Linked DNA regions of Homo sapiens: region 2 is linked to region 1. The links are chromatin loops, found by intact Hi-C in ENCODE. Cell type or tissue: psoas muscle. All regions are shown on one strand. Region 1 overlaps SLC38A10 (solute carrier family 38 member 10). Region 2 overlaps FSCN2 (fascin actin-bundling protein 2, retinal).

What was found. Hi-C counts contacts between places; a loop is a spot of excess contacts. Peaks named below come from ENCODE experiments on the same cell type or tissue, not always from the same donor. Only the 100,000 strongest peaks of a DNase experiment are listed, where the experiment ranks them.
Region 2: it touches region 1 in a loop (5-fold over the local background); 31 of 110 quality-filtered maps call a loop at or near these places.

What each region holds. Positions count from the first base shown.
Region 1 is chr17:81,252,514-81,255,013 of GRCh38, reverse strand. It overlaps SLC38A10 (solute carrier family 38 member 10), which reads left to right. Exons shown (of 16, transcript NM_001037984.3): 12 at 1,774-1,941; 13 at 2,331-2,500. Among named protein-coding and RNA genes, the nearest start is that of NDUFAF8, 14 kb to the right of the region's middle. RefSeq lists an enhancer at 1-307. In psoas muscle, a CTCF peak has its summit at 1,513 (motif pointing left); a DNase peak (open chromatin) is centred at 1,487; H3K4me3 peaks cover 83 bases; H3K27ac peaks cover 617 bases.
Region 2 is chr17:81,536,394-81,538,893 of GRCh38, reverse strand. It overlaps FSCN2 (fascin actin-bundling protein 2, retinal), which reads right to left. Exons shown (of 5, transcript NM_012418.4): 4 at 2,105-2,272; 5 at 1,764-2,019. The coding sequence ends at 1,814. Among named protein-coding and RNA genes, the nearest start is that of FSCN2, 9.3 kb to the right of the region's middle. RefSeq lists an enhancer at 424-1,395. In psoas muscle, a CTCF peak has its summit at 1,112; DNase peaks (open chromatin) are centred at 743 and 1,123; H3K27me3 peaks cover 1,349 bases.

The sequences.
Region 1 (2,500 bases):
GAACTGAATTTTGCTCCTGCTGAGAAAATGACTGCTCTGAGGCAACTTGTCCTATGACAACGGAGATTTCCTTTGTTTTGCTATATTTTCCCTTCCCCTCCCCAGCCTCCCTTTCTTCACTTAGTAATCCATTGGACAGGCCCTCTTGATTGACAGTTATGGCTTGTTTCCGCATGGGGCCTCTGCCGAAGCCTAATCGTGTGATGGAGACCAGTATGTTTTCACCTGCTCAGGCGGGTGGCCATACGCTTATAGAATTGGTCACTTGGGCCAGGCGCGGTGGCTCACGCATGTAATCCCAGCACTTTGGGAGAATGAGGCGGGTGGATCACTTGAGGTCAGGAGTTTGAGACCAGCCTGGCCAACGTGGTGAAACCCTGTCTCTACTAAAGATACAAAAATCAGCCAGGCATTGTGGCAGGTTCCTGTAATTCCAGCTACAGGAGGCTGAGGCATGAAAATTGCTTGAACCTGGGAGGCAGAGGTTGCAGTGAGCCGAAATTGTGCCACTGCACTCCAGCCTGGGCGACACAGCAGGAGTCCATCTTAAAAAAAAGTTGAATTTGTTACTTTAACTAAACTGTAGAGCCTAGCGTCTGCTTTCTGTTAACTAGTTTATTACCCAGTAGGGTGGTACCTTCCCTCTACAGTTTGTCTAGGACTCTCAACTCCAAACTGACAACAGTGTAACTGTCTGTTTCCCTAGACTAACATATCAGGCTGCTCTTAGAAGGCTGGTAGAAAGCTAAGCTAATTGTCCCCATTTTCTTCTCCTATGGGAGCTGGTGAGGCCCCATCTGCTGCTCTGAACTGGACTCTGTGTGAATTCTTCCTCAGACAGCTTCACCTGAGTCCCCCTCGGCTGCAGCGCCTGTCTCAGTGGACATATGGCCTTGCTGGGACAGGGAGGTGGTGATGGCGGTGGTGGTGGTGGTGACGGAGGTGACGACGATGATGGAGGTGATGGCAGTGACGGTGGAGGTGACGGTGATGTAGGTGATGATTATGGAGGTGGTGGCAATGATGCAGCGATGGTGGTGGGGATGGAGATGGTGGTGGTGATGACGATAATGGAGGTGATGGCAATGATGGTAGGGTTGGCAGTGATGGTGGTGATGGTAGTGGTGATGGTGATGATGATGGTGATGGTGGTAGGGATGGAGATGGTGGTGATGATAGCGGTGATGGTGATGATGGTGACGGTGATGATGATGGTGATGGTGGTAGGGATGGAGATGGTGATGATGGTGACGGTGATGATGATGGTGATGGTGGTAGGGATGGAGATGGTGATGATGGTGATGGTGATGGTGATGATGGTGATGTTGGTGGTAGGGATGGAGATGATGGTGATGATGGTGATGTTGATGGTGGTAGGGATGGAGATGATGGTGATGATAGCGGTGATGGTGGTGGTGGTGGTGGAGGTGACGGTGATGACGGTGATGATGGAGGTGATGGTAATGGAGGGGACTGTGGGAGAGTGGGTCGGTGGGCTCGTGCCGCCATCTGGTGGTAATGACTGAGTATTACATGGAGTCTAGTTCTCCCTGCCCCCAGTTAGGTGTAAATCGCATTTTGACATATTTTTGTTGTGAATACACATGAAAAATGACAGTTTTCTGTGCTACTTAGCTGCTAATGATCGAACAGGAAAAAGAAACTGCTTTGACTCTGCCATTTGGCTGGAAAATATGGTAACAGTCCAGGGAGAGCTGCCCCGCTCCTGGAGCTGCTTGGCAGTGCAGTTCCCTAACTGTGCCCTGCTCCCAGCCCAGGATCCGGTTGTGGCCGTGGCTGAGGATGGCCGGGAGAAGCCGAAGCTGCCGAAGGAGAGAGAGGAGCTGGAGCAGGCCCAGATCAAGGGGCCCGTGGATGTGCCTGGACGGGAAGATGGCAAGGAGGCACCGGAGGAGGCACAGCTCGATCGCCCTGGGCAAGGTGCTGGGCACTGGCTGGGGGTGCGGATGGGGAAGGGCGGCCCCGGGTCCTCCTTTGCAGGCTGGACACCCTGCGGGGTGGCTCTCAGGGCTGTGTGTATCTTTTTCCCTTCAGCCCAGCCTAAGTTCTGGTCCTTTTTGTTTTCTCTGTCTTTCAATTCAGATGAATGTCCTGCCCCTCCCAGAGCAACTTGTTTGCAGCTGCCCCTGTTGAACTTTAGCATCAGCTGTGCTTGGCCAGGCAGCAGGGAGGCCGGCAGGGGAGGTGGTATCTGTTGGCCTGTGTCACACTGTTGGGAGCCAGAACCCAGGGAAGAACCCAGTTCTAATTCCCTGGGAAGGGAAGGAGGGGCCTCAGCCTGACCCCATCTGTCCCCCGTGCCCTTGCAGGGATTGCTGTGCCTGTGGGCGAGGCCCACCGCCACGAGCCTCCTGTTCCTCACGACAAGGTGGTGGTAGATGAAGGCCAAGACCGAGAGGTGCCAGAAGAGAACAAACCTCCATCCAGACACGCGGGCGGAAAGGCTCCAGGGGTCCAGGGCCAGATGGCGCCGCCTCTG
Region 2 (2,500 bases), 280 kb before region 1:
AGATAGCTTGCTGTCCTTGGCACTGCAGCCTCCTGAACTAAGGCGGTGCTGGCCACCAGGGCTGAGACGGCGTCCCCAGCTGTCCTGACCTCTGTTGGGGCATTCTCCAGGGCCACCCATGTGGAGGCATCAGTGCTGGTGTGTTTACAAATGTTCATGCCCACCTGCCAGCCTGAGATCCTGCTGTGGGGACGCCTAGTTCAAGACGCCATGTGGTCCCCCCGAAAAGAAAGCTGCGACGCAGACCCTGAGGGGCCAAGAGAGCAGGTCACGTGGAACAAAAAGGAGATCTACAGCGGCAGGAAAGGAGGGACCACAGTGGGCAGTCCCCAGCCCCGCTGTGCCGCCAGAGTGTACAGGGACTGGGCGAAATGTACCCAACTCACATGCACCTCCAAGGAACCTGCTCTCAACACTCGGCATTTGAGGAGGGCTTGGCCTCAGAGGCAGGTGGCAGGTCCACAATCAGCTTCTCGGGGAGCCTGCGGACCACGGTGTGGCCGGGCCCTGTCGCCCATCCTGGGCCTCCCTGCCCTCACCTCTTCAGTGCACACCTCCTGGGCTCTCAGCACCTGAGCTCTCACTACGTGAGGCCCTTCCCCGGTGGCAGGGGCGGCCTCTCGACCTTTCCAGCTTCCTCCACCTGCTCCAACTCCGATCCTGGCTTGACACCGTAGCCTTGCATGACCCTCAACCCAGCTCACACGTGGGGTGAGAGCAGCTGTTCTTCCCCCTCCTCCTAGGAGCATGTGCTAGACGCCACCTGGCAGCTGCTGGCAGCTGTCTCTGCATGGAGTAGCACCTGCCTCAGCAGCAGCAGTGGGCCCCCCGCTTCCAGGCCCAGCCATTATTCCGTTCCAAAGGGTTTCTTTGACCTCCCACCCCACCCTCCGCTTCCTAGCCTCTGCCTCCCGCCGTGCCCCAGGCTGTGGATGTGGACGGAAGTGGGGGTTCCCGCAGTGGCAGGCCAAGTTCACGTCAGGCAGGGCAGTGCAGGGAGACAGACCCTCTCCGAGGCTCTGCTGAGCGGGGAGCCTGGAGGTGCTGAGTGCCAGCCACTGCGGTTCCACCTGGTGCCCCCAGTCCCGCCCCAGCCACAGACTCCACCTCACCTTGGCTGCCACCAGGGGACACTGCAGGCTGCAGGGACAGCCCGAGCTCCAGGGTCACTGCCGTTCCCTGCCAACTTGGACCAGGTGGCACCTGGTCCTCCAAGGGTTAACTCGGACCCGCCTTGCCCACGTGGCTCGGGGAGTTCCAGCCTCTTACCATGGAAACCTGCCCTTCTTTGTCCCTAAGGCTGGTGGGCTTAGTGGAGGGGCATCCCAGCCAGTTCCTCCCCTTGCTGGCCGTGCTGGTCCCACCTCCCCAGGACTGGCTCTCCCCCACCCTCTGCCACTCGCCTGGCCTTGAGCAGTGCACAAGGAAGGACGAGCACCGCAGGGGCTGCCGGGGGCTAGGGAGGGTTGAGGACCTAGGTTGGGGAGGGGCGGTGTCCAGTGAGGTCATCTGTGGTCGGTGTTGGTGGCCTCAACCCGCGCAGGCTCAGTCCCCCACCCACCCCCAGTCCCCGTCCTCCCCATGTCCTTGAGACCTCCCCTCCAGCGGCCTGGGTCACCCGGCCCATCCACAAGACCACCTCCCAGACGGGAGTCCCTGGGCACTGGGAAGTTCTGGGCTCTCTCTGGTTTGGGGAGAATTGTGGGCCTCCTCCACCTCCAGCTGCAGGACCCCCAAGCGGCGCCCCGGGGCCCACCCACAGCTGCGGGAGAGACACGGTTTTAATGCGCGACAGGCTGGTCTGGGCGCGGCCTCAGTACTCCCAAAGCGCGGTCCCGGCCGGGGCGTCGGCATCGGCCCGCAGCAGGCCCGAGGCGCCGCCGCGCAGGTACTTGCCGCTCCGGGCGCGGATGGCCAGGCGGCCGCGCTCACGGAACTCGAAGACGAAGTCCTCGGCGCGTTCGCCGTCGCTGCACACGCTGCCGTGGCTGCCCGTGTACCAGAACCCTCCGTCGCGGCCTGGGGGACGGGACGGCGTCGGCGGGGGTGCCCACCTGCCCGCTGCCACCCCCGCTCCCGCGTGCCCACCCGCCCCGCCACGCACCTCGGATCCGGTAGGCGCCGTCGCTGAAGCTCAGGTGGAAGACGTCGTAGACGGAGCGGTTGGTGTCCAGCTGGTTGGAGCCGCGGTGGTGGCAGACGAAGCCGTCCAGGCCGCGCAGCACCAGGATGGGCCGGTTGATGAGCTTGAGGGTGAACTCTTCGTCCTTGCCTGGCGGGGAGAGCGTCTGCTGCGCTGCCCCTCCCGCCACCTTCCCTGTCCAGGCCGGGCGGGGTGGGGGCCCTGGGAAACGCCACACCTGGACTTAGGGACCCAGGCCTGCCATTGCCTCATGTGCGGCCTTGGCAAGGCGCCTAGGGGGTTCCCAGCAGCGGAGATAAGGACATTCAGACCTGTTTCCCTTGCCAAGACGAGTTATCTTGACTAGCAAGTATGACT